Regions from separate parts of the Homo sapiens genome. Here region 2 is linked to region 1. Evidence: read pairs that join two places in POLR2A ChIA-PET (ENCODE). Cell type or tissue: PC-9. All regions are shown on one strand. Each heading gives the region's core, and the rest is flanking DNA. Links, peaks and the distances in the headings are about the cores only. Region 1 has its middle 20 kb from the start of LINC02082. Region 2 has its middle 27 kb from the start of MIR551B.

Region 1 (16,862 bases), core at 3,051-11,050:
TGCCATGTGTCTCTGTCTTAGCAAGTGTAAGAGTGTGTGCGTGTGTGTGTGTGTCTCTCTATATATGTATGCATATGTATATATTACACACATATGCATGTGTATGTATATTACATATATTATGTTATATAGTATATGTAGGTATATCATGTGTACATATATGTTATATAACACATGTAGGAATATTATGTGTACATATATTATGTTATATATGTATGTATAATATATACAACAAATATATATTTATAATATTCTTGAGTATGTTCTCTTAAAGCCCATTCTAGAATTTTAGCTAAAGTTCCTATATATAAATATAAGATTCATTATGCTCATATCTTCAAATATTCATTTATATATTTGTATTTATTAATTTGTTTGGTGGTTTTTTGCAACTTCATTCCACAAATTCATTCAGATGCTTACCAAAATATATATAAATACACAAAGACAAAATAAATATCTGTTGAGAATCACATAAAGGGAAAATGTGGTAATAATATAAAATAAATATCATATTTTTTGGAACATTTAAGAGGTGGGTTGCAAATTTGGCTCTACCCTACTAAGCTGTCAAAGCAAATGGAAAGTGCTCAGGTACAAGATCACAACTTTCTTAAGACCAAAGTACCCGCAATGTTCAGAGAAACCACAGCTTTGAAAATGCTTTGGCAGAAGGACATTTCTTCCACTTACTCTCTTTGAAGAATAAATACAAAGGAACCAGACAGAACCTTGCTTAAGAACTGTTTATAGGTTGGCCTTTATAGGTTGGCCTTAATTGAAAGATAACTTGCCAATTGAGGCCTCAGGAGGCACTATCCACTAGGTGTCAGTTGTCTGCTACCTGGAGCCAGGTTTTGTCTTGTCTTTTATTCTCAATACAGCAGAGCACTGAGGCCTGCAGGGCACTTTAACAGAAAAATTACCCTCCTCCAAAGCAGACAAAGCAACTGACTGACCAGGAAACATAAGCATTTTGGGTGTCTTTAACACATAACAGTGTAGTACCCTGTCTAGTGACAAATTTAGCTATCCTTCATCCAAATGAAGGAATCTCAAATGAAGGTATTTCACAATCTAGTTTACTTATGTTGAGGTGTGTGTTAAGGCAGTACTTCCATCTTTATTTTAAGATCTGTTGGAGGTACTTTTTTTTTTTTTTTTGAGACGGAGTCTCGCTGTGTTGCCCAGGCTGGAGTGCAGTGGCGCGATCTCGGCTCACTACAAGTTCCACCACCCAGGTTCATGCCATTCTTCTGCCTCAGCCTCCCGAGTAGCTGGAACTACAGGTGCCCGCCACCACGCCTGGCTAAATTTTGTATTTTTAGTAGAGACAGGGTTTCACCATGTTAGCCAGGATGGTTTCGATCTCCTGACCTCGTGATCTGCCTGCCTCGGCCTCCCAAAGTGCTGGGATTACAGGCGTGAGCCACAGCGTCCGGCCTATTGGAGGTACTTTTTTAATTAATAAGATTACAGAATAAAGCACAAAAACACAAATGTGCAGTTCAATGGATGATGACAAAGTGAACATCCTCATTCGTAACACCCATGTCAAAAATACAGTATTGCCAGAACTGACTTCCCCACAATGCACTCTCCTGCTCATTGCCTCTTTTATCCTCCCTAGAAATTATCATAATCGTGGCTTCATATGTGAGTGTTTCATTCTGACTAACTGTCACCTGAAGGGTCAGAGGAGTCAGAGTGTATGACTATGGGTTGAGTTATTTGGGTTAAGCAAAACTATATAAATATTTTTAAAATGGCAGATCTGAAAAAAAAAACAAAAACAAAATATACTTGGTAGTCATATCCTCAGAGTGTCTAAGCCTGTGCATTTGTAAGGGCTCTTCAATCCAGTGCCTTAAACTTTATGTCAATAGTTGTTTTTGTGATAAGTAGTTAATTTAAGGTCTTTGGCTTTCAGGAAACTGTTTACTTTTTGATGAGCAGGGAAACCACTTACTTTTGAGCTAGGAAATTGCTGAGCATAAATGAAATTGTGGAACTTTAGACAATGAGTTTGACATTGTGAACACAGGAATCTTAAGTCTGCTCTGATCTTGGCAAACATAATTTCTAATACTGACTTGAGTCTAGCGTTCCTGGGGCAAGGGGGGTTATCACCAAAAAGATCTCTTTGGCTACTTTCACTGACTGTAGCTCTCAACCAAACTCCTACATAAATATTCTTCAACCTAGAGTTTAGGTCAGTTTGTGTTTGCTGTTAGTACTGTAAATTAGGAAGTAAAATAATTGCAACAACATTTACTCTTTAATTACAGTTCTTAAAAATGCCAGCTCTCAGCTTTAGTACTTTTGCTAACAGTATTGGGCCTTGGAATGATCAGCATATCCACTCCATAAAAGGTAAGAATAACTTAATTTGACTTCAGTCAGCCCCAGTGAAGCCAGGAGAGAAGATACAGGTGCCAATCATGGCGTCACAGATGCCACAGTTAGTCACTTACACATCTTTTGGCAATATGGACTATACGTGCCTTTCGGGTATCCTGTTAAAGGAGAACAAAACCATATGTGGTATTGTAACTTACAGCAACCAATGTTTAAATTCACACCAGTAGACATGTGGTTAACTCAACATTCCAATTTCTACTGGTATTTTCAATCACTTTCAAGCTGTTGATTCAAGGCATGGAGTTATCTGAGGATATGAGACGATACAGATAATTGTTAGTATTTGATGCTGCCCATTAATAAGGTATGACTTAACTTTGTGCTTCCTTGGGAATCTACCTACTTTTTAAAAGTGCTTAGGAGACAATTCACTGAACAAGGCTATCTAATTTCAACCTAGAAAAGTTCATTATTTTAAATATTTAAGTGCTATAGCTTGTCTTGTCTGGAATTATCTGGGTTTAATACATGTAAGAATTCAAAAAGAAACCAGATATAGAGGATGCCTCTTCATTTTATGTCAGTTTTTCAATTTTTTACTTTCATATCCAGGGAGGTACAGCCTACTGTGATGATACTGTGTAAGAGATAAATAATGGCCAAGGAATGGTTTTTGTTGAGATTCAAAATTTTACAATCCCCATGTATATCCTATCTCCAAATTCAAAATTCGCATCTTGAGTCTCAGATTTGCTTATAGACTCAAAGAGTGGCTGCTTCTTTCCTCCCTTTTCATTCCAGTTAAAAATGAAATTCTCCATTATGGAGATGGGAAGCAAACACTTTAAAACTGTTCATACCAAAGGTTATTCATCTGTACAGCTGTTGTATTTCTTTATTGCTTTCTGTGAAAAACAATGGGTTTACTTCATATTCTCTCCTGTCATTTCCTCCCATCAAGGGATGTCAGTTTTCATAGCTAATTGCCCTTTTTTTTTTGTGCACAGCATTTTTTTTAGTCCTCCCAAGTAGTTCTTTTTCTCTCTCACTTATAACAATTTGAGTGTACTAAAAACAAAGTCAGTGAGTGTACCTAAAAACAAAATTAGTGATTTTTTAAAAAAGTCTCCATCACCTTCTCTTCTACCATTCACCAATATATAAAATGCTTCTTTCACATCCATTTGGGTCAGTTTTGAGAATGTAAGTATTTACAGTTTTTATTAAGTTACTAATATAGTAAAATAAATGTGATGCTGAAAAAGAACATTTGGTTGCTTGAGATTAGAGAAAAATGCATGAAACAAGCTGAAAATATGGCAATTGAAACTTTAAGGTCTGATGTGCACTGCTGGCATGTTGCTTTCAAAAAAGGAGGTAAAATTAGTAAGAGTTGGCTGGTATAGAAAACTCTGCAGTGATATTACTGTGAAAGGAAAGATAACATGAATTTCTATGCAAGTAAGGAAAGGAGCAACACAACAAAGAGTGAAACTTGTGTTGTAATGGAGGGAAATGTTACGCTGTAGATATAATTACAAGTATCAAAGAATCAGTATCTCAGTTGAAAGGAAAAAACAGCTTGTGTAATTGAGGAATTTAAGTAACTGATATAGGTGAAGGTCTAGATTTTGAGATAATTTTCATGTGAATCAGTTACTTAGAAAACATAATTTTCCTCTGATATGAACCTATTTTCCAAACTTTCTTAATGATGGTTTTATATTTGATAGAATCACCCTTTGTTGTTCTTTCTTCATATATATATGTATATATACGTGTGTGTGTGTATATATGTATATATATATGTGTGTGTGTATATATATGTATATATACGTGTGTGTATATATATGTATATATACGTGTGTGTGTATATATGTATATATATGTGTGTGTGTGTATATATATGTATATATATGTGTGTATATATATGTATATATATGTGTGTGTATATATGTATATATATGTGTGTGTATATATATGTATATATGTGTGTGTGTATATATGTATATATGTGTGTGTATATATATGTATATATATGTGTGTGTGTATATATGTATATATGTGTGTGTGTATATGTATATATATGTGTGTGTGTATATATATGTATATATATGTGTGTGTGTATATATGTATATATGTGTGTGTGTATATATGTATATATGTGTGTGTATATATATGTATATATATGTGTGTGTGTATATATGTATATATATGTGTGTGTGTATATATGTATATATGTGTGTGTGTATATATATGTATATATATGTGTGTGTGTGTATATATATGTATATATATGTGTATATACTTGAACATCATCTGATTTTTAGCCTTCAACTTAATTATACTTTTGAAATTGGGAAACTGAACTTGATGAAATTAACCTACTAATGAGTGAGCCATCTGTTTGAAAAACAGTATCTGTGCTAACCTCTTAGTCCCAAAACTCATTAAATTTGTATCAAGAGTATGATATGTGTTTATAGATGTGCCAATGACATTTTTTTTCCAAGAGTAAATTATTTTATTGACAATTTCACTTCCCTATCCAATTCTGTGCTAAGTGAAGTTTGGATTCTGGAATCATGCACACAGCACTTGCTCAAATGTTCGCTAAATTTAACAAGAAAACGCACACCCAGGACACAATGATTTTATTTGGCTCGTCCCTTCCCTCATTTCCTAAATCCATTTTGATCTTTACTTGGCCTTTCCTCTATCCTTTACAATTATTTCTCCCTGGAAATTTTGTATTTCTGGCAAGTTGTGTTTAGTTATTTTCCATTATAAGGTGACTATCTTTTCCCATCCTTGCACATCCCCTTCTCTTGAATTCTCATTCCAAGAAGAAGCTTGGATGGGAATTTACAGTTCTGATTTATTTAAATATTAAAGGTTAAATGCCAAGCCCCTCTGCTACTGTATACTATTATTATGTGAGCGGCCTTTGGTACTATCATTAGAAACTTAAACAAGGCTATGACTGCATCCTGACACACGTAGCTCTCAAGAAATGAAAAGCATGAATCTGTTTTCCACAGAGTCTGTTTTCTTAGTATTTGATCAGGTTACTCAGATACACCAGCCATTGTTATGCTGTTTGGCTTTATTCTTAAAAGGAGATACTGACATTTGGTCTGTCTGAATTTTTATTGCTATGAGCAATAGCATTAAAACTCAACTTCTGTGAGTGTCTTGATATCTTTCTCTTGGCACTGGTGACTACTGTGTGGCCCATGCTTCTCAAAGCATTCTATACCAAGTGTGGGGGTGTTCTTATGAATACTGTTAAAAGAAGTGACCATAGTTATAGAGGACTCTAATGCCTTAAATATCCTCAAAGAGAGTGACTGTAAATAACATGTATTGCATACGGGTTGGAGAAATAAAAGGTTTCCAGGGTCTGTGGTCACTTTAAAACCTCTTATTGGTCATAAAATACATAGCACTATGAGTTTACATCTAACAGGAATTGTTGTTTTTCCTACATGCTATCCACAAGTTAGGACTGACCCATCTATCCTCTGAATTATGAAAAGTGATGAGATTCTACTGTAAGTTTGTCTGCTTCCTCTGACCTCTGCTGAGAGAAAATTTTGATTCTCCATTCTGAAGTTGAGAACATGAAAGCCCAGTTGTTCTTGGCTGCTGAAAGTTTTGTTTTTAAGCCAGCTACACCTTTTATGGATATTTTCTTGAATCTTTTTTCATAGTCCTGTAATTATAGTGGATGTTGCCAAGGAATCCTTGCAGCCACATCCAACCACGTGTTGCCTGGAAATAAGCCAATTTGACTAGTCAGAGAGCAGTTCCCTGACTCAGCCAGCCTCACTTTTTATGAGGTAAAGCTACCTCTTTCAACTAAAGGTAGCTTGCCTTCTGAAATAAAAGTGCAACCCAGTTACATGTAACTTGATATTATTTTATTAAGACAAAACATCCTTGATATAAAGAAGAAATTCTTTCTGAGACATTTGAATCAAATGTAGGAAATAACTTTCCTTCTTGCAATACAAGGATGCTTGAAATTTGCCATAACCAAAAACGAACAGAAATTGATTAATTTTATATTTTAGTTCTTCATTTTAAGTTTGAATAACTTCAGTGGTTATAGATCCCAAGCAATCAGTAATTGAAACCATTTTCATACATGTTTAATTGTGTTTTTAGCTGGTAATGTTTAACATTAGGAAAAAATAGGGAAGTAATATTCAAAATATATATTCAACGGCTTATAAAAAACTAAAATCAATAGCTTGACCAGGAGTCTATATTTTTGGTTCGAGGAGAAAAATCCCCAAATTATTCATATCCTTGTAGAATTAGGAAAGTAAAAGGAATCTGCTATAGGAATGACTAGGGAGGAAAGAGAGCAGCAGTTGCCAAGTTGGGGGAAAAATTAAATCTATAAAAAGTACATTATAAATAATTACAAGCTTAAAAAATAAGTAGCTGGCTGAACATTTTAACAAGCTCCTTGGGACTTTTTTTGTGCATTCTTCTATAACCATTTTCAATGTTAAAATATCCTTTAAAAAATCAATGTAAGGTGTTTGGTCTAGGGACTATTCTTTTTTATTACACAATAAGGAGCCAACTGGCATTTGGTCATTTAAGCTAGTCATCATTTTCATTCCAGAATAACAATTTGCTTAATTTAATTGTTCCTAAGCAGACCCTGGAATTAACTTACTTTGCGAATTACTTGAAATATATAGTAGTTTGTTGTATGTTGATTTATAATAATAAGTCTATGTTTTCTCATTTTTTCTTTCTCGTTTTTATCTCTTTTCATGTTGGATATTTGTGAAGAACTTGGGGATATTTTGAATAGAAAAGGCAAAATAGAAGAATGAGTTACAAAAAAAGTATATGTTTTCAATTATTCAAATATAAATTCTAACAGAATTTGCTGTGAATTAGAAGCTTGAATTAACATTTGCCCTTTGGTATTCTGAGTGATGACCCACCCTACCAGTGCCTCCTCAATAAATTATAGCTGAGCACAGAACACACACATGGAGAAGACAGTGGTTTACATGGTAGCCAGGCAGACAGGTGCATCTCCCTGTGACTGGGTGACAGTCCTCATTCTTGGCTGAACACTGACATACCTGGTTACAGTCCTTTCTATATGTGCCTGGTGGACAAACTAAGGGGAAGAGGAAATGTAAGCCCAATGAATTAAATTTGTCTGCGTAAATATAGCTCTAAAAGTGAAAGCAGAGAAAAATTTATTAAATAAGACCATTGCCTACAGAAGTGTGCTGCCCTTTGGGATTTAGGTTTCATTAAATTTATTTGGGGATTACTTCACTGTTTGATTTTGTTTTGTTCAGTCAATTTGTGACCGACCGTCAAGGGCCGGTTGCAATTTTCTTGTCACAGAAAAAAATCATACGGTAATGTCAGGTAAAATCAACTAAAATAATAGTATAATTCATGAGGGACCACATATCTGGATAAAGTTTTTTTTTTTTCTAGTGCAGCCAGTTTAAACTCGCAAGGTTGTTTCTCTTTGCACATTAGCATGCATTGTATTTGTGTCACCTGTCAGCCACTCTGCTGGGTTCTGCTGTTTTCTTTTTACAGACTGTGCAATGAAAGCTTCCCTCCAGTTTTTAAATAACGTCATGACAAAAAAAAAAGGGTTTCTGGGTATTTTTCAGCAATAAAATGAAGTTAAGTAGACATTTTGAGTTTCATGGTTGTGTCTTCATGAGAATTCAAACAAAATCAGTGAAACAAATCAGCCAAGTTGGTATTTAGGTCCCACAGACCTAAAATTGAATAATAATCATTAGACCAACCATCTTATTACCTTGGCGCTTAGCATCAGGAGTACATGAAAGAATTAACGTTATTGTTTTGTTCACTGCATCCATGTTTTTGTTTACTGATCTTGTATGCCTATGGTGTCTCTTGTATTCTTAGCATCCACTATCCTTAATGATATTTAATCTCACAGCTTTAAGTAAAAGTAACAGTGGTGTAGAAACTCCATCGGTTGCTTGCTTAGCATTAAAAACAAAGTGATAGATGAAACACAGGGTGATTAAGGAAAAAAAAATTCTCTTTTTTTCTCCAATACTTGATTGGAACATGCACAAATATAAGAGCATTAGGTGGACTCTGACTCAGTATCTGAACAGTTATTTTTATAGTCTGCTGTTAAGTCTAGACATCTTTTTATCTAAGAGTCACTAATTGTTCAAATATTTATCAATAAAGTATTCATCCTGAACTTGCCAGATACACCAAAAAGTACACCACGTGGCTTTACTGTCTGGAAAGTTTGGTTGATAAGTGGCTAACAAGAGAACTGACCATGCTATTTCCGAGGTAGCTGGGAGTGGATGCACGTGATGTTCTTACTTCCTCTGTCTCATTGTCATTAAACACATGAGGGCATCAGCTACATTCCACTGTGACTTGATGAAAGGAACTACCTCATGGGAGGTTTCTAACATGAAAGGCCAGTAAACAATAATTAAAAAAATAGAAATATGTTTCATTAGAGGCTTCTGAAAGCTTTAGAAACCAAGAGCTAAAGTTATTACAAATTCATCCCATCATTGGGAAGATCTGTTTTTGCCACAGGATACATGAGCATAAAACTTGATCTTCCCATAGCAAATATGCCCACAAAACACTGAGCTCTGAGGAGACTAATTATACTGAAAAGTGAAAGTGGCTGTGCTGAACACAATAGGGTTTGTGTAATAAATGCTAGTATTCCAATCTATTTAGCCATTCCCCAACTTGAGGTATGGAGCCCAGTGGCATAGGGCTTTGAAGGAAGGGACGTTTGGGCTGGTGTGCTTTGAGAGAGAGAGGGATGTCATGTAAATTGTGCTGGTCTGAAAGTATCCAGTAAAGATAGTGTGGTCCAAAGGAAATTACAGGAACTTTGGGTTAGGCAGGCCCAACACTGCCATTGACCTGATCTCTGGTATTAAAGTTATTTGAGCTCTAAGACCCTCAGTTTTCTATTCTATAAAGTGAGATTAATAGAATCTATCTTACAGATTTTTATGAGGAGTAACACAGTTGAAATAGTAACGTATAGGAATCTCATAGTGCCTCAGCAAAATTTATTTCCTTTCCATGAAAACCTTTATAATTAAAAATCAGAATCAACTGTTCAACAAAGGTGCTGGACAAGCAACATAGAAAACATCAGCAAAATTATTGAGAAAAATTGTTTAACATTTGAAGAACATCTTTACATGTATCTGCTATTCAGAGAAAATTATTTCTTAAAAACGAACATTGAAATTATTTGATGTAAAGTTTCAGAAACACATGTAAATAAAATTTATCCATATTCTCATTAATTCCCAATGTCTGGGGCTTTATGAAACTAGTCACACATGTTAATCACTTCTCCATACCAAAAGGAGCCCAGGCACATCTTTAGCTTTGAGTTGAAATATAGAGGAATCAAAGTTGTAGAATATAGGAATAATTTACTCTTGAGCAATTTGACCTCTTAGGGTTATTACAGTCAGTTCTCAAGTGGATTTTCAAACCTTACTGAAGGAATTTACAATTTGTTTTGCAAAGCAATAAAATGAAAATGAAAATAAAGACATAAAAGCAAGAAAAAACATTCTGAATGTTACCCAAAAATAATTTTTGAGAATACAGTATTTCTTATATTAGATAGTCATCATGAAAATTGTCCATCAATTATTACCCAACTAAATACTAATGACTTTGAGACTTCAGAGGAGATCAAAGCCTGATGGCTTCATGTTCTCTGCAAGAGATGGTAAGTAACAAAAACAATCACTCTTGTTAGTTTATTGTCTCATGCTTCTAGATGGACTACATTGTAGTACACAGTTTCAGTCAATCTTACAAGAAATGAAGAATTCTGAATCTTTTCATTCAGCCAAGAAATATTCTCTGAATACCTACTGTGTGCCAGGTTCACAACAGTGAGCAAAACCAGGCATGATTCTTGTACCTTGAAACTTGTAATAGTGAAAAGAAACACGATTAAATAATCATTCAAATTAATAGCTAATTTAAACAAGTGACAAAGGTGCAGGCTGCTGTGAGGAAAATAGTATCAGGGACCCCAATTTAGACTGGCAGGGGTGGGATGGAGGTGTTTAGTTCCAGATATTCTCTCTGAGGAGATCACTACTTCACTGACATCCAAAACACTAGATAGAGTGTAAAAGTACACATAGAGATGGGCCGGGCACGGTGGCTCACGCCTGTAATCCCAGCACTTTGAGGGGCTGAGGCGGGGGGATCACGAGGTCAGGAGATCAAGACCATCCTGGCTAACACGGTGAAACCCCGTCTCTACTAAAAATACAAAAAATTAGCCAAGCGTGGTGGCGGGCGCCTGTAGTCCCAGCTACTCTGGAAGCTGAAGCAGGAGAATGGCATGAACCTGGGAGGTGGAGCTTGCAGTGAGCCGAGATTGCATCACTGCACTCCAGCCTGGGTGACAGAGGGAGACTCCATCTCAAAAAAAAAAAAAAAAAAAAAAAAAAAAAAAAAGTATACATAGAGATAAGGGGAAGAAGAGGAAGAAAGAGTAGGGAGGAGAAAACAATTCCACAGGGAAAACACTGGGTACATAGGAGTTACTGACATGATTCTTAAGGATACATTGGCAAAGGTATATATGCGTGTTAGATTGTTATAAACATTTTTTTGGGTCTTCTTAAATTATTTTTATTCTTTCAACATTAGAGAAAATTTATTAATCAAATGACGACATTTTTTCAGCAGGTTCAGATTAAGCAAAACTCTACAGAATATACACGAAGTATAGTGATGTTCTATCAAAAAGCAGAATGAATTATAATTATGATAATATTTTGGCATATTATCAGATATACACCTGCAGAAATTCCCATGTTTAGTGGCAATATTTTTTTTTTTATTATTTTGTTTTTTATTTCAATAGGTTTTTGGGGAACAGATGGTGTTTGGTTGCATGAATAATTTCTTTAGTGGTGATTTCTTATAAACATTTCTGTGTCAGTGTCCTATGGCTGCTGCAGTAAATTACCACTAATATGCATTTACAATTTAGTGTCTTTAAACAATATAAATGTATTATCTCATGATGCTGAAGGTCAGAAATGTAAATCAGGTTATTGGGGAGGACTATGTTCCTTCTGGAGGCTTGAGGGGAGAATAGATTTTCTTGCTTTTTCCAGTGTCTAGAAGCCACCTACATTCCTTAGCTTGTGACATCTTTCTCCATCTTCGAAGCCAGCAGCTTAGCTTCTCTCTTCTCTGATCTCCTTATAAAAACTTTCATAATCACATTGGGCCTACTCAAATAATCTAGGAAAATCTCCCCATTTCACGATGCTTAACTTGATCACATCTGCAAAGTCCCTTTTGCTGTGTAAGGTAATGTATTCATATTCCAGGAATTAGGACATGGGCATCTTGAGGGGCCATTATTCAGCCTGCCATGACCTCTGTATTCTCAACTATTTTAAGTAGCTTCTGACTCATCTCTTACAGACCATGTTATCATGTGGGTAGTGTTCTTAACAATAGCCTGATGTACAACTCTTTATAGACATGAATACAAATATGATATTTTTAAAAACTATGTGACATAAAAATACATGGACAAATTATGACCAATTATTTTTAAAATTTTACTTAGTTAATGGATGCAAAAGAAAAGTTTTAATACAATGTCACGTTGAAAAGGACTTAAGATTCTTGGGATAAGGTCAGGAGCCAATAAACATTTTGAAAGCAGCTTGAGACTTCCAGAGATATGAAAAAGGAAACTCAGAAAGAAGACCTGTGAATTAAAAAGAAAAACTTCCCAAGGTAAAACTTAGAGAAACGAAGGACTAACTGTAGATCACAGTAGAAGTCTGTAGACCAGAAACTACTTGCTTCCTTTAGTGGTCTGTATAACATTACTGCCCTGTTTTTTTAAGAAAAGACTTTAAGGGCACCCCACTATCTAGATAACAGCATGTGCCTTTTGCATGAAGTTTTCTTTAAGCAGTTGCTATTGTGCATATAATATGATAAGCAAACACTAAATCACTTGCATGAATGACTTGGCCAATAAGTGACAAAACCAGGAACAGAACCAGGTTACTCTCAGAAATGAGCTCTGAGCTTTTTCCAGTCTCTCAGGGCTTCTTCTTAGGAAGTGAGAGGTACAGTATTATATAACCTTGAAGAGATCACAAAGGCAGATAACAGGCAAAGCTGTGGTTTAACTTGCTGGGTAGGAAAATCAGCCTGAAAAGCTTTACATTAATTTCTTATTCATCTCGTTTCCTAATTAGCCATCCAGGCCACAGGAAGAACTGGTCAAACCAGTTTGAAGTAATGTAGCTGATACTTCTTCCTAGTTAAAATCATTCTGGGCAACTAAATGACCACAAAACCTCTACTGATAGCATCTGTATAGATTTAAGGTATTTCTCCATATTAAAGGTACATTTTACTCTGAATTAATCAGTTAATGTACTAAAAAATACGAATAAATAGATAGTGCTGTTTTGACTTAGGTAGAACATAAACATTTTGACTATGAAGATATAACCTAAATATAGGTAAATACCCCAAAAAATTGGAAGGGGAAAATTTATTGTTTTGATTTGTTGACTTCTCAGTAATTTCATTGATTTTCGATAAAAATTGAGGATCAGCTTTGCTAAGATTCAAGTTGAGACAAAGTCAACTAGAGAAAGAAATTAGTTAATCTTCATAAATATTGCACCTTGCCTAGTTGTAAACTGTAGGGTAAATTTTATAATTGTATTTTATGCTTCTGAGAAATAATAATTATTTTCTTCAAGGTGACTTCTGAAAGGTGATTACTTTTCCATCAAATTTAAAGACAAATGAGATATTAACTAGAGAATTTCAATAATATATCCTTATTGAATTATTTTATATATGGCTTTATCTAATATTGCCAATGAACAATATTTCTAGCTGGCAAATATTTTATGCGATGGCATATAGACATAGCACATATAAGAAAGTGCAATGAATTGACTTTTTGTTAAATTAGGACTGTTTTAGTATTTGCCATGGCATGGAATGTCTTACTACCACCTTGTAGTAAGACCCTGTTCAGCCTGGCAAGAAGATACATTGTGGAGTCTAAGATCACATTCCCTCCACTGTGGCAATTACAAACTCCATGGCCATATATACCAGCACAATGTCTCTAACAAGCTAAATAAGCATATGCAGAAAGAAAAGTGTTTCGGTTTGTTAAAAGAACTATCCAACACCCTGCCGGTTAAAAAAAAAAAAAAAAGCCTATGGCTTTCATGATGGGCAGAGGGGTGTATTCAAATTTCATTTAATACTTTGCTTCCCACAAATTGGGATTGACCTTTTGTGGTTTATGACAGCATTTTTTGCTCAGGTCTTTATCAAAGGCCTGGAACCACTGGGGTGATAGATCAGCTGTCATCCACCCGTTCCTCAGAATGTCTTTGTATTAAACTAATGGTCCAGCAGAGCAGCCAGTCTGACAGGCAGGTTATTTATTTGCAATCTGGTAAAAGAACCGACAACTTCATTGTTTTAATTGTTCATTTTTCATCGGTTGATGCATTAGCTCACCCGGATCTTTATGCCTCAGTCAGAGAATAAATACTTGGGAGTCAGGACACCAGAATGACTGGGTCCCTCTTAAAGTTCAAGAAGTTGCAGATAGCCTCAGTGCTAGCTGTGATTACCAGCAGCCCATGTGCATTTGGGGACTTTTTTGGTCTTATCTCTGCTCTGCATCTCTTTCCTTTCTTTCAGGAAGACCTATGATGTCAGCTACTGATCTGATTGTTTCTTGAAACAATGTTCCTAGTTCTCACAGCCTATTAAAGGAGAAAGACTGGAGTGGGATGAGAGTCTCCACAGCTCCATGAGGGTGGGGGCCTGCCAGACAGACAGAAGTAGAGGCCCAGAGACCTCAAATATATCATGATATCATGGAAAATAGATTTAGCTCAGGCCAGTGTCTCTCGGAATCACTGGCAAGCTTTTTGCTAAAAATGCATGGCCTGGCCTCCCCTGGGTGATTCTAACTTAGTGACTCTTTGGTGGAAATTGTACATATATACATATATATGTGTCTCTGTGTGTGTGTATATATATATATACACACACATACACTATCCACTATATATACATACCTACATATATACACACTATATGCTATACACTATAGATACATACACACTGTGTGTGTGTGTGTGTGTGTATATATATATACACATACACTATATATACTAGATGGCTAATTAGGAAACAGTTTTATATATATATACACACACATACATATAAAATTATGTTTCCTAATTAGTCATCCAATAAATAATGTCCAATAGATAATTATTTTTATTAGCTATAAATATAAATGTATATTTATGTCAAATATAAATTTAATGTATACATGTTTTTGAATCCTGTAATTTAACTGTTAGTTGAGATTCATTGATCTGGAGTCTAGACCAGCACCCTCAATCTACAGATATAAGATATGCAATAGATTGAATCACTGAATCAAGGGCATAGCTAATTAGTAGCAAAGCTAGAACTAGAACCCAGGCATGTGGACCTTCAGGACAATGCACTTTTTATCCTCAACATCAGATACTATTCTCCAGAAACAACTGAGACATTGGTTCTATCAATGGTTTTTGCACATGCTAATGTATCAAGGCACTATAAGGAGGTCTCCATTTGCTCTCAAAGCTCATCTCAAAAGTTGACCTTTAGAGAGCAGAGGACAACTCAACAGTTCAATTACAACCATGGAGGGGGTTCCTGTGAAACTATTGGTACCCAAAGTTTATTATTACTTTACTGTTTTCCTTCACATTAAAATTGAGAACACTTCTAGGAGGGAGGCAACGTTTTAGTTTTCTCAATGCATCTGACACCTTACATAGAACCTAAAATACTGAAGGCACTCAATCAATGCTTGGAGGATAGAGAAAGGAAAGAAAAAAGAAAGAAAAGAAGGGAGGCAGGCAGGCAAGCAGGCAAACTTCTCTAGTACAATATACATAATTGTGTAAAAAGCTTGCTCTATAAAAAGACAGAACACTGGCTCCCTGTATGGTGTGTTTACATGTTCATTTGCTTATTAAACAATTATTCAATATTTACTATGGATCACGGTCCTGTGCTTGACGCTGATGACATAAAATTGAATAAAATTAGTGTTGTGGCTGGGCGCGGTGGCTCACATCTGTAATCCCAGCACTTTGGGAGGCTGAGATGGTGGATCACCTGAGATAAGGAGTTCGAGATCAGTCTGGCCAACATGGCGAAACCCTGTCTCTGCTAAAAATACAAAGATTAGCTGGGCATGGTGGTGGGCACCTGTAATCCCAGCTACTCGGGGGCGCTGAGGCAGGGGAATCACTGGAACCTGGGAGGTGGAGGTTGCAGTGAGCTGAGATCGTGCCATTGCACTCCAGCCCCCAGCAAGAGAGAGACACTCTGTGTCAATAGACTGATTCAGGAAGATACGTGAAAAATTAACACAGAACAATCTGACAAGTGCTACTAACAGAGACTTGTAAAAAGGATGAAAGCATCCTAAATAATAGTCAACACCATCAGGAGGGAATCAGGGTGTCCTTACATGGTAGCATTAGAATTGGGGCTAGAAGAGTGAATAGAAATTCACCAGTCAGAAGAAACAGTGTAAATAAGTAAAGTGTTTTATTCAAAGTGATAATTACATTTGCTTCATGGCTAGAGGACAGGATTTAGGGACACGTTTGATGTTGGAGAGTTGTGTGATTCCTTAAAAGTGACGGGTTTTTAACACCTTGCTGAAGGCTTAATCTTAGGTGCGTAGGTAGCCATAGGAATGTCATGATCAGACTGATGACAATGTGCATATTGGATTGGAGGATGATAGCCCAATTGGGGCCATTGCCAGCATTCCAGCAAGAGACAACATGAAGCAGAACCAGATATCTTGAAAAGAATGGGGACAGAAGCTATGCCAAAAGATCTTTTTGAGGTGTTACGGAAAGTACTGATGACAGATTGTGTAAGAAACCAGAGGAGAGGCTCTATCTGTTCCTAAATATTTATTCCATTGTTTGTTGTCATTGTTTATTCTTGCCATATGACCTTGCTCTTCTAAAATGGCCTAAGATTCTCACATTCTAGTTATGAATAGATTAAAAATATTAAGACATTGACTTTAGAAGGCTACAGCAAATAGTCACATCTGAATCAACATGTTGACTTCCTTATGTTTATAAAAACAAGCTTTTTCAGCTTGCCTTTTAAGTAGGAGCACTGGATAGGGAAGGCACAAGACAGAGCAGAGGCATTGTAAGAGATACAGATTGTGGATGTTCTGGGGGCTGAAGGTTGGGAAGCAACATGAGCATGTGTATCAGAAAAGAGGGATGGTCCTAAGGCCATGGCTCTAGGACAGGTCCTGAAAATAAGCTCTACCTGGTTCATTCCTTTTAGGCTTGTTTTCTGAGTATATGCTCATC
Region 2 (16,862 bases), core at 4,128-12,127, 300 kb after region 1:
AAAATGACTATTATCAAAAGACAAAAGATAAGTTTTGACAAGAATGTGGAGAAAATGAAACTCTCACATATTGTTGGTGAAAATGTATTTGAAACCATTATGGAAACCTGTATGGAAGTTTCTCAAAAAATTAAAAATACAATTATCATATTATCATATGATCCAGCAGTTCCTGCTGGGTATATATCCAAATGAAATGAAATCAGTCTGCCAAAGAGATATCTGCACTCTTATGTTCATTGTAGCACTATTCATAATAGCCAAGATAGGAAATCAACTGAAGTGTCCATCAATGAATGAATAAGGAAAATGTGGTACATATACACAGTGGAATACTATTCGGCCTTAAAACAGAAATTCTGTCATTTGCAACAACATGGATGAACCTGGAGGATATTATGTTAAGTGAAATAAACCAAGCACAGAAAAACAAATACTTCATGATCTCACTCATATGTGGAATCTAAAAAATTTGACCTCGTAGATGTAGAGAGTAGAATGATGGTTACCAAGGGTTAGGGGGAGGGGTGAGGTGGGTGGCAGGCTGGGGAGATGTTGGTTGTAGGATACAAAATTTTAGTTAGACAGGAGGAATAAGTTCAAGGGATTAATTGCACAACATGGTGACTATTGTTAATACGGTACTATATTCTTTAAAATTCTAAGAGAATAGAGGTAAAGTGTTCTCATCACGAAAATGATAACTACGTGCATAATACATAGTTAGCTAGGTTTAGTCATTCTACAATGTGTATATATTTCAAAACATCATGCTTTATATAATAAATACATACAGTTTTATCTGTCAATGTTAGAAAATGAAATAAAGTGAAATTTTAAAAAAGAAAACTCCATGAAGTTTGGGGACAGAGATGTTACTTCCAGTTATGGTAAACAAAATTTTAATAAAGATATAAAATATAGATTAGGCTTTCAATGGGACTAGAATGGTGCTATTTGTGGTTGTAGGAAATGACGGGTAAAGAGGACATTATAGGTAAAAGTAACCATACAGCTACTATGTATTTATGAAGCAGGACAAAAATTATGAATGTTTAAATTTCCTCAGTCTCCTACCACTTCACTTTATCCTTCTTCATCTTTTTTTTTCTCCCAAACTCTGAATAGAATTTTCCAACTACAGGATATTAATTTAATAGAAAAAAAGAAGAGAAGAGACAGGAAAGGATGTGTAAAATCCAGGAGCACTGGTCATAGGGAAGCACGTTTCTCAAAAGCCCTGCAAAGGGGGCTCTTGAGCAGCATGAATCTTGCAGGTAGTAGTCACTCATTTCCACAAGTCCTGTGAGGTTTCATCTCTCTTACAGAGCAGAAAGCTGAGGCTACAAGAAATGGTAAACTTGTGAAGGTTATCCAGCTGGTAAGCAACAGGACTCAAGCACAGGTTAAGCTGATTCTAACCCTGTGATCTTCCCTACACCAAATGCTTTGCATTTACACAGGAAGGAAAGTGTGTGGTGTGTTCTGTGGCTGGAACATCAGGTAGAGAGGAAAGCAGGAGTGTGACTGAGAATGGGTTAGCAGCAAAGGGTCAGAATATCTCAGTAGGAGTAAAAGAAGACAGTTTTTCAGGTATAAATCAAGTAACTGATCTTTCTCCTACATTCTTGGAAAGGAAGAGAATAAGATGTCCAGAACATAGCAACAGGAAGTGACATAGAAAATGGTGTACACTCAAGTAACACAATGGAGAAACCAAATGAAGATTTCTGATATTCTAATGGCATATAAACATTTTGGATTCATGCTTCAAAGCTAGGGATAAATACTCTGTGGTATACTAGCCTAGGCTCCACTGTTGCTGGTTCTCAGATGCAGCCTCCACATTCCCATAGAGATCCCAAGGCTATCTGTCTGGGACCTGCTTTTCCAGTTAAAAAACAGGAAAATGGCATCTGCCCAATGTTGAAGCTTCAAGTACTATAGACACATTAGGACTTAAATATTCTCTTTTCTTTTATGTAAACAGGAGAATCAGAGAAGATGGAAGGAGTGAAAGAAGACACTGAAAAACACAATACTAAAGAAGCCCATTACAGCAACTTCCTAAAGCACTTTGTAAAAGGCACAAATATGTCTAGAATATTTTTCCTAATATTTATGGGAAATTAAAAAAAATATTAATTAGGAATCAGGAGAGTAATCTTTGCAGTAAAACGACCTCATTTCTACCTCAATAACTATTGTCACTCTAAAAATGAGAGAAGAAAACATTTGGGCATGTTTTGGTGATATTTATTGCTTCTGTCTTTACCTGTCATTTTCAAACTCATCTTTTCTGACTTAATGACTTAACTTTGCTTATGGCAAAGGCTCAATACACCTTTTATTTCAGCTGAGATTCTGTGCTTAAAAAGAGACCTAAGCAAAACATTTTACAGACTATTCCTGAGAGAGCTCAGAATTAAATTCTTAAATGTTCTACCATAATGAAATTTTGTGTAATCAGCAGGGAAGTAGCTGTTGGCCATTTATCAGTTTTTCCAGTTGCATTTTTTATGCATGAAAAGCATAATTAGAAGCTCCACAGGTTGAAAGCCTTATATAATAATAGTACATTTTATCAGAATGGTGCTTTTTAACTTGGAAATTTTAGAGCATTTTACAGTGATGATCTATTAGTAATAATAGCTATCACATCTTTGTATATTTAAATATGGACCTGTATGTAGAACAGAGAATGTACTTATAAAACTAACTAGACTTGCCTAGACCTTGTACATATGATCTCAATGACTCTAAGTATATGCAAATAGTCCATCATCTATATTTTATGTATTACAGGATATCCAGGGATGGGAAAACGTGCACTGGATAAAAATCTCGGAAATAATTAAAACTACATTTTCAGTTTTACAAGGACATTCATGTATAGTTCATCTTTTAATCTTAATAATGGCTTTTGTCCCATTTTAGAGATGTGGTAATTCAGACCAGAAATATAATGGCTTTGCCTGAAGTTTCCTATCTGGTGACTCACTCACAACTGAGGCCCACACCTTCCTGAGTCCAGGGACTGTTCTCCTCATACATAGTTACACGCAGGGACTTCCCTATGGAATTTCTGGGTGTTGAAGCAGGTCATCTTACTTTTAAGTCAGTTTGCTAACCTGTATAATGAAATAGTAGTTCTAAAAAAATCTTCTCTCACAGCTGCAAATCTCTACAAATTGTCTAAATTCCCCTCTAAATAGGAGAAAAAGAGCCTCAGTTGCAACGTAAACAAAATTTGTGCTCTGTGAGGGAAAAGAAATGTGACTTTTATAAAAAGTCTTATCACTTTAAAAAATGCTGACATCCCTGAAGATAGATTGCTGGGGCTCTCTTCTCTCCTTGCTTCTCCTCTTTCTCCCTCCCCACCCTTCTCTTTTTTCTTGTTAATTTTTTATTCTTAACATGGAGAAAAAAACTTGCCTCTCTTAGGCAGTATTTGCAGTCATGATATTTTTATATTGTAGTATCATTTAAGTTGGGTCATAACCTACTACGGCTTATGAAGATAATTTAGTGAGCTGTACCAGTATTTTGAAAAATGAAATAGACCCGAATACAACAGACTGTAATAGAAAATATTGGAACACATTCTATTTAAAAAATTAGTCAAATTTGGAAGAAAGAAGTTAAAAAGTTGGGCAGTATATCTTTCTATATCACCCATGGGCATTACTGGCTCATATGGCCCATTATTGTTACAACCAAGAATTATTCAGGGAAATGAACTTAGTTTGACTCACTACTAATAAAGAATCCAAGATTTAGTAAAAATGCATGTTAAATTATACATTTTTATTAAGTATAGATGCAAATTATTTCTGTCCAGTAAATAGATAACACTAAATTTTATGGTTAATTGTCCTTTAGTACATTAATCAGTTTTCTATCTAACCTAGTAATCTTAATATCTTTTCATTAAATTGTTCATAAACATCTAGCACTTCAAATAATCTTATAATCTTAAAATCCTATTGGATGTCTTATTAGTAAGTTAAATAAAATTCTGGATGTGCTCATTTTACTTTTCTATGATGTATTAGTCAGGGTTTTCTAGAGAAATATGACTAATAGAATACATATAGGTATGAGAAGAGGATATTTATAATGAGAATTGACTGATGAGATTATGGAGCCTGAGAAATCCCGTAATATGTTGTCTACACGCTGGAGAATCAGAAAAGCCAATAGTGTAATTCACCTTCAAGGCTAAAGGCTTGAGAATGAAGGAGTGCAGGGGAAGTGGTGGGGGCACTGGTGTAAGTCCCAGAGTCCAAAGGCCTGAGAACTAAGAGCTCTGGTGTCCAAAGGCAGGAGAAGATGAATCTTCCAACTGAAGAAGAGAGAGAAAGGGAGAGAATAAACCCTTTCTCTGCCTTTTTGTTTTACCTGTTCCCTCAATGGATTGGCTGAATAATGCCTGCCTACACTGGTGAGAGCAAATATTCTTGAATCTAGTGAGTAGTCTACTGATTCAAATGCTAATCTCTTCCAGAAGCACCCTTACAGACAGACCCAGACACAATGTTTCACCAGCTACCTAGGCATCCCTTAATCCAGTCAAGTTGAAGCATAAGCATCACCTATAAGAATATTTTAACTTTTTAATATTATACTTTGACAATCCTATATAATACTAGGTAAGTATTGTTTGATAAAACTGGTTTCAATTATCATGTATATATGGATATATAATAAGTAACACTGTAAACTGTATTTCATATTGTGGATCATGCTCAAAAGTGTTTGAAAGTCAATGAATTAAAAAATGTATCCAATGACCTCTTTGAAATCTCCTATATTTTTCCAATTCAAATGATCCTGCTTTATTGCTTTTCTTTATTTTTAAACCTACACTTCAAACAACCAATTTCTTTTTATGTTTCTCTAAGAATTACCTGCAAGAAGTCTAAATTCTAGGAGTAATTTTTAAACTAACTGAGGTGTCAGAGGACTGAGAGCAAATCTCTTCCTGGGGTGGATAGTCCCCTGGGGTGTGAATTGGTGGTTAGGTCTGCAGCAGCAGACTGTCAATTGCTGAAAGGAAGCTCTGCTTCATGGCCAGCTGATTTGCAGAGAGAGACTTGGAAAATGTCAGAAAAAGGGTAAAAGCACAGAGATTACAAACCCAAAATAAACACAGTGTTGGCATGAGGCATTTATTGACTTAGCACAAAATATCATGTGGCATTTTACAATAACAGCAAGATAACTACGTGGGAATTCAATTCATAAGTAACTGCAATCCCAGTAATAAGGACAGAGAAATCAGGGCACAACCGGGCTACATTACAGCCACAGCAAGATGCCTGGCTCAGAATTTCCTCATTCAGACTTGGTTTCCATCTGCCTGTTGGCATCATTTTAACTTTGGCTTCTACATAAAGGCTTTATTGTGGCTTCTCCACTGGAAATACAGTTTCCCTTCTTTGATTCTCCACCAAAACAAGGGGGATGCAATAGGCTGGTGAAAGTTTGGTTGGAAACTCTGTGGCTTTTTCAACTATAATTTATTTTGAGAATCTGCAATGATGGAAATTACATTGTTCTCCCAAAGGAGAAATAAAATAACGTAGCGAATTTTGACTGGGAATATAATGGATGCTTTAGAATTTGCTCTAGTCTAAGTGATTAAATGGAATTGTTTTGTGTATATTCATCTAACATTTCAACTGAAATCTGTTATTGTTCAAGAAATACTCATTCACACTTTTTTCATGTAGTAGCACAGAATGCTTGTAACTGCTATGGGGCAGATTCTAAATCTGAAAATTCGGTACACTGGACAGATACTATTTGCAAAATTCATCAGCAGCATGAACCTTTTATGTTATCAGGAAACAATAAAGGGCATAATTGTCAAGGAATAAAACTTGATCTACTAGATACAAATTACCCTGTTAATAGGAACTATGTATTACTGTCAGTATTTAACAGTGGAGATGGCATTCTAACACATATTTGCTTTGTTTTTTCACTAACTAGTTATAGGACCTTTCATTGGTCAGGTCAACCTCCTCACTTCAGTTACCTCAATTCACAAATGAGACAAACAGTACTAAATTTCATAATGAGACAAACAATAATGCAAAGTAAGTGACAAAATATAGCAATGTATTTTATGTTATAATATGCTGAAAAATATGAAATTCTAATCCATTGGATCTTAAAAATCAATGTCAGTATTTAATGTTTTAATAAATTTATGATTTATAATATTAACCATCAAGATTATAAAGAATACACATGGAAAAGTTATTAGCATAACAATATAAAATTTTAGAAAAGCTATTGATCTCTCAAGAGTCATTAAAAATTAGACTGCTATTTAGAAGTTAAAGGACTCAAGGTCAAATTTAATAAAACATTCATCTAAGCAAGTAAAAAAAGCCTATTTATGAGTTCCCAAAGTCAAACATTCTAAAAGGAGAGAAGTGACAAGCCTAGTGGCAAAATGGAGTCTCTTCTAAAAACCTGGGAGCTTTTGTAGTTTTCACAGGTCAGAAAATGAGATTATATGAGATGGCTGAAGATCATTTGAGTGCAGAGAATTTTACATAATATCTTTCATTATTGAAAAAACTTAAAAATTATATATTATATCCAATTTATTACCTAATGGCCTGGGGAAGAGACATAGACAGTTAGCACTCTAACAAGCCACTCCTTAACTATGGAAACAACCAATATAATGGAATTAATGCTCTCAGGTGGCAAGCAATGGCTTGGAACTTTATAACCTACAGAAACAACCAAGTTTTTACTTCTCTGAAGACAGAGATTCCATTAGGTCAACAAAGCATGACTTCTACAGATGCCCCATGACTGTGTTCTGTGGCATCAGCCACATACTGATTTATGTATAGTAGAATGTTTTACTATAAAAATAAGGATATTCTATAATGCTTAAAAATATGGAATTTGGCAGAGTAGTAGCTCAGATCCTGGTTCCCAAGTTTGCCATGAATTAGTTATAGTTCTAGATTAATGAATAACCTCTCTGTACCAAGTTATAAATGAGAAACGCTGAGTTGTGATGGCAGTCCAAAAGCCAAGAAAGCATATACATCAATACATCTGCAGATAATAGTTTGATCTAGATGGGGTTAAAGTGCTAAGAAAAAAGGGGGGTTTACAGCAACATCTTTAAAAATTAATGTAAATATTTCTCTGAAAATAATGGTGCTTAAAAGAACAATTGTAACATCTTTGGCTGTAGCCCTTTAAAAATAAATCATTAATATACTAGTAACAAGCAGGTTTAATTTGTTTCTTAAAGCAGAAGAGAGAGATCCTTTCTTAGAAGTTGCTGTTTTTATTCTTGCGTTTTGTAAAGATAAGTATCGAAACCACATTTAAGGCTACCCCATCATAATTAATAATATTTATAAAATTTCTTATGCGTGACTACAGAAAAGGAAGCACTATAGCCTTATCTATTTTACATATGTCAAAAGTAAAAATTCAAAAGGAGTAACTTCCTTATGATCATTTAGCTTATGAATACTAGAACCAGCATTCCAGCTCAAATTTTATTCAAAAGTGAACATCCTTTCAAAAGACTCTTGTATATATTAATCTGATTATTGAAGTCAAACTATATTTAACTTCTATGATATTTCAGGGGTATATGGTAATATATAAACTTCCTGACTTCCAGATATTTCAGATATTTTTTACCTTATCTCAAAGGCAGAATATGCATGTTTTGAAAATACTACACCAAGCCTGATGAGGCAGAGTTACTAACATTATACAAGAATGTGTCAACGGCCAGATGTACCTAAAAGAAAATTTTAATTTAATGACAATGAGTTTCTTCCAGTTTATTCATCTCTGAAGATAGGAGCAAGGTCTTTCTTGTTTCATTGTTCCCCTTCTACAATAACCAGAAAGGATATCAATTATTTTTGCCAGACAGGCTGTCACTGCCCCTGGTAAGTAAATACATTTTTAGAAGGTTTCATCTGAAAGGAAGTAAAATATATGTCACTTTCCTAATCAGCTGTCAGGAATCTTTTATTCTAACAAGTCTTCAGAGAGTAAGATATAATTGCCATTTTAAAGGAGTGATGGAAATTTTCTGTGTTTTCTGAGAAAATTATTCAAGAAAAGATAGTCTTCAAACATGTGACAATTGGGACAAACTATTTTTCCTCTCCCAAAGAAGAATAAAGGGAAATAAAAAACTTAAAGGAAGTGTCTAATTTTAGACTAAGATGTGATAAAAGTGGTAAGTGGTAAATCAATAAGCATCTGTGATTTGGTGAATAAAAAAGAGACTACCAGCTAGGCATGGTGGCTCATGCCTGTAATCTCAGCACTTTGGGAGGCCGAGATGGGTGGATCACTTGAGGTCAGGAATTCGAGACCATCCTGGCTAACACGGTGAAACCCCATCTCTACTAAAAATACGAAAATAAAAATAAAAATAAAAAAACATTAGCTGGGCACAGTGGCAGGCGCCTGTAGTCCCAGCTACTTGGGAGGCTGAGGCAGGAGAATGGCGTGAACCCAGGAGGCAGAGCTTGCAGTGAGCCGAGATCGAGCCACTGCACTCCAGCCTGGGCAATGAGCGAGATTCCGTCTCAAAAAAAAAAAAAAAAAAAAAGGAAAAAAAAAAGAAAAAAGAAATTGCCATTAGGCCAGGTGCAATGGCTCATGCCTGTAATCCCAGCACTTTGGGAGGCCAAGGCAGGAGGATCACCTGAGCTTGGGAGTTCAAGACCAGCCTGCCCAATATGGAGAAACCCCATCTCTACTAAAAATACAAAATTAGTTGGGCTTGGTGACGCATGCTTGTAATCCCAGCTACTCCGGAGGCTGAAGCAGGAGAATCGCTTGTACCTGGGAGGCGGAGGTTGCAGTGAGCAGAGATCGCGCCACTGTACTCTAGCCTGAGAGACAAGAGTGAAACTCTGTCTCAAATAAATAAATAAATAAATAAATAAATAAATAAATAAATGCCATTATCTGATTCCCATTCATAATTTGACTGTAAAATAAAACTCAAAGTTCACTATGATCTTAGTTTCTTTTTAGTAATTTAAACTATTTTAATGGGAGAGTAAATTTTTATACGGATCAATGCCTATGAAACTATAGAATGTTTGTTTCCTCTCTCTTCTAAATCCTTGCATGGCAGTGAACAATGGCTGATAAGCAGTTAGAACTCAATCCTCTCAGGAAAGGGGGCTCAGGACAAATACAATTATATTCGTTTGACATATTTATTTCTAAAAACCAGAAATAAATATATATGTGTGTGTGTATATATATATATATATATATATATATACACACACACATATATTTTTTGCTATGGGCAGTTGGTTTTTTGGATTTACCCAGTTTAATCATTTATCCTGTTCTGTTCTTGACAGTCACAGCTGTCAAAAATCCTCTTAAAATTGTCAGTCTTGGGTCAAAATGAAAATCTCTAGATTAGTGAAAAAAGTTAAAGTTTATATTTTAAAAGGGAAGAGGAAATCATGAATATTCTTGGGTCATGCTGTCAATATATTTAAAGGACATTAAATTCTTAGTGGAATCCAACAAGAAAAGGACAATGCTAAGATACCTAAAAACTAGGCTAAAAACTTTGTTTTAGAAAAACAAACTCCATGCTTCAAAGAGTTAATATTACATATATACACTCACACTACTTATACACATAAGTCTCCTAATGCATTACTTCCTACTTCCTAACAGATTATGATAATGGAGTAAAATAGTTTGATGAATAAGCTTTCAGTAATATTAATGAGAATTCTTAAAAAAATAAAGACTTTGTCTTTATTGACATTTTACACAGTTTGGCTTGTTAAGTGGCTGTAGAAATCAAATAAGGATTAAAAGAGGAAGGACTGACAATCTCATTGCAGATCAAGCAATTATATTGCTATTTTCGGGAATCCAGTGACAACAATTATTTCTTTACCTTAGCATATTGCCCCATGGTGTAGCTCACATATGGGACATAAATAGTCAGTGGTGTTATAATTTCATGTTTCCAGTTGTTAGAATGCTCACAGTTTTGGAGACTTTTGATTGCATGGTTCTTCTGTGAAGACAACAATGCCTTATAATCTAGTCTACTGGCTGAACACAAAAAATAGTAAGCACTAAGAAAAAAGTAACACCACAGTGGATTTTGTCACTAACCTTGCACATTCAAAGTGAACAAATACCTTTTTAGTGTAATCAGCATGTTCAGCTGGAAAGCTAGTTTTCAGTTTCATTAGCATTTTTAAAGCTTACACCAAGTAGCACTAATGGCAAATTGATGATTCTGTGTAATGGAGACTGCCTATAATTATATTTTAATCAGTAAATAACATTTAACAGCATTTTCTAACCTGATAAACGACCTTCAGTTAGTTGAGGAAGTCTTCACAGACAAGCTCATTGAAAGACAGCACTTAGCAATAGCAAATCAAATGCAGCCCTTCAATGAAGTTGTTAGACACACAACATCAGCAACTGCTGCCACACCGAGGGTTTGTTAAAAATCGATTCATTCTAGTGATCAAAGCTGAAAAATCGTTCCAACGCCTGCTTCATATCAATAGACAATTTTGTGCAGTACATCACACACACAAAAATAAGGTCTAGTAGAAGTAGAATGCATCAGAAATCTAGCTTCCAAAACAATATTTAAAATGGATTTCTTTGGGATGACAAAGGATGGGCTTAAATAGAATACAGTGTCAAGAAGAAAGGCTGAGACTTTTAACATAATAAAAACAATCAATGAAGTTCTTTTTCTAGTATCAATGTGCAAAAGAAAATGCAGGGGTCTGATTTTTTTAAATGGGGATGTGATGCACACCTCGATATGGCTTTGTATTTTAATGTCTTATCAAGGAATACTTTTATTCTGACTTCTGAGCATGTTTATATATGTGACTGTGTATGTATAGACACACACACATACATAAAATATCAATAAATTAACTACTTCATGGCTGATTATTTTCCTTTATTTCTTATATAAAACAAAGTTCAAATTGTTGAAACTGCCTAGATGTAGCCACATGAAAAGACAAATTAATTTTACAATGCAGTAAGGAGAAGTACATCAGATGTTCAAGTCTGTCATCTTTTAACTATAAGGTAAAAAACAGGTATCTTATACATTTATGTAGAAAATATTCCCCAGTTATTACTGTAAAAGCTTCAACTAAAATGAAACTACACATAGCTATTCCAGTAAGAATTGAGCAATCAGTCATAATTACAGCCAAAATAAACGAATTGGAAAATAGCTGTTTAAAGAGGTCATACATAGTCTAAGTTTTAATTTGAAATTAATACCAGCATGGCGTGCCTGGTAACAATTTCTTATTAAAATTGAATAAAGGCAGTGCCTGGAAGTAAATGTTTTCTATTTCATGGCTTCATCCTCCTGACCACTGGAAAGAATTTGAAGAGGATGGGAGACATGGTTATGGTGCTCTGTGGTCTCTTTCCAATTACAGGATAAAGGAGATTGCGTATGTTAATAATGGTATGGTAAGAGGTAGAGAAATCCTGAGGTTAATGCTGCTATCTTCCTCCCAGAACATCCTGTCTACAGATAGGCAAAACCCCATTATTTCAAAGCCTAGATATAAGCAGTTATGATCTATTTGTGAATATTTCAGGAGAGTCTACCCTTTGAGAAATATGTGTTCCTCTAAATCAAAGAGCACCTGGGCCCCCAACCCCTATAAGGTACCTTTACATTAAAGTTCATCCCAACACAGAGCACTGGCCATGCCTTAAGCTGTTACAGTTGGTGCATAATTATACTTCATGCCTCTTGTTTACTGTCTTTCCCATGGAATAAATCCTAACCATAACTAACTCTTTTCTAAAGCTCTGCATCTCATATTTCTAATAATGGGATACCCAAAACATGATTCTTGGAATTATGTATCTCATATTAATCTTAGATTGGATGTATCATAGAAACCATATTCCAATGAGTATTTTTCAACCCCCTGATTCGTTTAAAAATAGTTGATATCCACTCTACAATATATTAACCAGAATATGTGGTACATGATTTTCTCTTTCAATGTGGTCAATTAGCTGTTTCTAACTTCTGCTGCCTTGTCTTCAGCACTTACTGTGTTGTACTTCTATCTGTTTGTTGGTGGGTTTCTTTGTTTGAGTAGTCTCTGACTTTACTTCAATGTCATGAGCAGACAAAAGACAGAAGTTGTACCTATTGGTCATCAGAACATCAGCAGCCAGGGTAGAGTTTACACATAATAGGCACTCAGTAAATATTTGTTGAGTTAATAAATGACTTTACCTTCTCAAATCTACTTCCACAGTGCAAAAAGTCTATATGTTTATTCTATGGTGGTTCATCATAACTCTCCCTTCCTCTTTTGATGACCTTCCTCCAGCAATTTATGAGCCCCTCCGGATCTGCACCTCCTTTGGAACATTCTATTTATATTATCTGTCTTTCACTCTGACTTATCAACAATCTCCACCCCCAGCTTACTTTCCCAAGGTTACAACATAGTGTAGCCCTGCATGTATTTATCTCATTTGTGTCCAGAAATAGTGCTGAAATCATTGGAATGGTATAATAATGATAATAAAACTTACCACAAAAAAAAGAATGGCTCATGCAGGTAATCCCAGAACTTTGGGAGGCCAAGGCAGGCAGATCACTTGAGGTCAGGAGTTTGAGACCAGCCTGGCCAACATGATGAAACCCCATCTCTACTAAAAATACAAAAATTAGCTGGGCATGGTGGCACACACCTGTAGCCTCAGCTACTTGGGAGGCTGAAGTGAGAGAATCGCTTGAACCCAGGAGGCAGAGGTTGTAGCCTGGGCGACAGAGGGAAACTCTGTCTCAAAAAATAAAAAGAGAGAAAGAGGGAATAGGGAAAGGATCATCTCTGAAGGCTCTGAATGGCAGCTCTCATTACAATTTCGGAAATTCTTTTGAACAGATAGAGAAAATGTTAAAGAGAAGTAGAAGTCAAAACTCAGAATGGACATAGAAGGGGGAAAGGCCAGAAAAAAGCCAAGTTGCCTGACAAAAACATAAAAAGATTTGGTCCTTGTAGAATCAGAGAGTGTGGATGATTGAGGTGCGATATGAGGCTAAAAACCAAGGGATTACTTAAAACCTTACCAAGTGTTAAACTAAATTTGGACTGAAGACACACCCATATTTGAGCCCACACGTAACAAACTGCAACCTAACTTAGTACAGAAATTAACTGGAAGTCTAACGCAGCAGTATACTTTTTTTTTTTTTTTTTTTTTGAGAATGGAGTCTCACTCTGTCACCCAGGCTGGAGTGCAGTGGCGTGATCTCAGCTCACTACACAGCAGTATGCTTTTAAAATAAATAGCTGAGTCTCAGCCAATCACAGTAGCCAAGCTTCAGTCAATCACAGGTGGCCAACCAATCAGGCCACGGCCAAGTGAGACAAATGCAAATCCCAACCAATCAAGCTGTTTCTGTATTTAACTTCCATTTTCTGTCCACATTGTGGAGTGGAGCTTTCTGAACCTCTTCTGATTCTTAGGGCTATGTACTTCATGGATTGTTCCTTGCTCAGTTAAACTGTTAGATTTAATTTGTCTAAAGTTTCTACTTTAACACAACAGAGCTGTAGATCCCACACACACAGAACAGCAAAAGGGAAAAAAAGGATGCCTGGGGAGAGAGAAGAAAACAGAGTATTAGATCTTGGAGATTATCTGATGAACCTCCCTCACTTTTGGAGATGTCCTTCTTGGAAATTAGCTAAACCACACAAGTTAGCATATGTGCTGGGACAGGACTGTTCCTTGCCTCAACTCTGCTGCTAGAATGGATACGATGGTCAGGGGTGAAGCAAAAAGATATCCTCAGATTAAATGATTTTTGAAAAGATGAATGGGCCCTTAGAAGAATAGATGATGGTTTGTGATAAGGTCTGTTTGGCTGTGGTGGACCTCTAACCTCCTCTTCTGTGATAAAAGTTAATCTTTGGACAATTAATAGCAATTTAGTTCCTTTTGTAGGATCTCTTTAGGCAAATGGAGGGCACTCAGAAAGCCTATGCATTTTGCTGTTTTCAAGTGCTTTCAGCACTAGAAAGTAATCAATATACCAAAAATATGTAAACCAATATATAAATTTTGGGGTGATATTTTACTAAATCCTTCAAAGGCTAGCTTTGTTTAATGAGCAATGTAAGCATAATTGTTAAGAACAAGTACATTACGTGAATGTGGCATCAAAGTTTTTTTTTTTTTTTTTTTGAGACAGAGTCTCATTCTGTTGCCCAGGCTGAAGTGCAGTCATATGACCTCGGCTCACTGCAACCACCGCCTCCTGGGTTCACATGATTCTCCTGCCTCAGTCTACCCAAGTAGCTGGGATTATAGGCATGTGCCACCACACCCAGCTACATTTTGTACTTTCGGTAGAGATGGTGTTTCACCATGTTGGCCAGGCTGGTCTTGAACTCCTGACCTCAGGTGATCCACCCACCTCGGTCTCCCAAAGTGCTGGGATTACAGGCATGAGCCACCGCACCTGGTCAAAGTTTTTCAATAAACCAATCATGGTTTAAAAAATCTTTTTCAGAAATTTGAAATTTTGAAGTATATTATGTTAAATTAAGTAATGGATATTTGTGAAATGTCTGAGTCATTTCGAAGTAAGTTAAAATACTGAAACAGTAATTGCTGAACAAGTTTTAAGTATATAATTTTCAGCATCTTGTTTTTTTATGATATAGAAAAGTTAAATATATTTCAGTCTGTTAGCAAACATGAAAAATTGTTCTAGGAGGAAGCACATATTTTTAGAAATTATAAAATGTATATTCATAAAATGTTCATATATGAAAATTCAAAATTGCTTTACTTCCTGGGTTTTCACTATAAATTAACATTACTAAGAGTTACAAATTCTAATCAACAGGTATGGTCATTAAAATTAGAAACAATATAAGGGAAACAACTCTACATGTGAGGAAAGTGAGATATGTTTTTGGTAAGTGAGGCTATGAGGTTTGGAAGATGTGTTTTTGTTAAGAGAAAACAAGAGTATTTTTTTGTCCTAAATTAGATTCACTGGTTGTTCTAAAATGAGAAAGAGAAAAAGTATAGAACAAATAACAAATAACTAAATAACAAAATTATAGAAAAAAAGTATGAAGGGATATAAGAAGGCTGCAGAAATTTTCTGAAAGTGTAATCTTTTGAAAGGAATTTTATGTGTGATCAAGCTGGCTATAATAGTAGAAAGAAACTATTGATGAGTTTTCTAAAAATTGAGCATTAATATAAAAAGGACACTGATGCAAAATTAGAATTTGGTCTCCTGTGCTAAAACAAGTTTTTGGAGTACTGATCTGCTCTTAATAGGAAATTGTGAGAATTTTTTCTTTATCTTTTAAGTAATTGGCCTAGAAAACAAAGATTCTGGGGTTTATCAAGATGATTTCCTGTGCTTAGTGTTGTCTCTATTAAAAACTTAAGGTTTATCCTATAACTATGAAACTTCCTGTGATTGCCTTTGAAATATTTAATTATCACTGGTTAAATAAATGACTATTATTTCATAGTAACCTGTAATGCTATTTTAATCAAATGTTTAAAGCTTTGATATTTTTGACAAACTCCTTCAAATAAAATTTTAAATTCTCTTCTTGATCTCAAATTAACTTTGGGATTTTCCCAATAAGCCCTTGGAACTTCTCAAAGAGATTTGTCTCTCTCCTTATAAAAAGAGAGGTGTTAACTAGTTGGGCTTACTTGGTATATTAAACTATACGAAAAGCATTGTCAACTAATAAGTGATACTAAACTTTGCGTTATATTTGTATAGATGTGTGAGTAGTATGTGTTCTCGAAATTGTATGAAATTTCTAAAAATCTGATCATACCATTGTACTGGGTAAGAATTCCTAGAACCTAATGAAGAAACTAATTTTATAAAACTGCTAACCAAATGTCAAGCAGAACAAGAATTCATTGAAACCAAGGAAATGCTTTGGCAGATTTTCATGCTAAGTCAGCCAGTACTGAAATTGTTAATATATACAATTAGAATGAACTCCATAAGACTGATACAAATTGAAATCCTATTTAAAAAATCCTAACAGAGAGGCCATTAGACTGAGACAGTCCCGGTGCTTTAGGTTCCTATGGAAGCAAACCAGAGCCCAGTATAAATAGTAAAATGAAACTAGAAACTTTACCAATCAGAAACTGCTATCCAATCTCTGACTAGGATCTTGCCACTCTAAGCCAATCAAGCACATTTTATTTGTCTTCCCTCAACATAAAGCTCCTTGCCCATGCTGCTGCAGTGAAGCACTCTGAAAATCTTTTTATTCTGAGTACTATATAATTCATGAATTATCCTTTGCTCAAATAAACTCTATTATATTCATTTTGTCTAAAGTTTTTCTTTTATCAGTTTTGATGTATAAGTGAGATTCAAAGGAGATCTCTGATGATCCCTAGTAAGACTAAGTGACCAGGTGAGGTGCCCTGGGAATCCACCGTGCTCACTGCTCTCTTGTTTGTAACTGAAGGCAGTGGTAGACTGAGTTACACTGATTGTGTTTTGAACTCTCTGGACTTCATCTGACCAATTCTTAGAATGGACAGGGTCCAGAATCAGATTGGATTCAATGATTAACTGGATGAAATTCAGTTAAAGGCCTTGAAAAGGTATTTTTTGATAACAGGTTTTTCTGAATCAAAGGAGTCTGATACTCTACTTTCTGGGACTCCAACAAATATTATGTATAAGAATTATAGACCCATAATTTGTATATTTTTAGAAAAATGGATTAAGCTTATCAAAGATAATTTAGAATTAGAGTATC

Evidence for each region. ChIA-PET counts read pairs that join two places held together with the same protein. Peaks named below come from ENCODE experiments on the same cell type or tissue, not always from the same donor. Only the 100,000 strongest peaks of a DNase experiment are listed, where the experiment ranks them.
Region 2: POLR2A ChIA-PET joins it to region 1 with 35 read pairs; 2 of 35 experiments call an interaction of 5 or more read pairs at or near these places.

The regions. Positions count from the first base shown.
Region 1 is chr3:168,873,814-168,890,675 of GRCh38, reverse strand. No RefSeq gene overlaps it. Among named protein-coding and RNA genes, the nearest start is that of LINC02082, 20 kb to the left of the region's middle. In PC-9, for the core only: no CTCF peak of the experiment used is centred there; a DNase peak (open chromatin) is centred at 6,165.
Region 2 is chr3:168,570,328-168,587,189 of GRCh38, reverse strand. It overlaps the pseudogene EGFEM1P. Among named protein-coding and RNA genes, the nearest start is that of MIR551B, 27 kb to the right of the region's middle. In PC-9, for the core only: no CTCF peak of the experiment used is centred there; no DNase peak of the experiment used is centred there.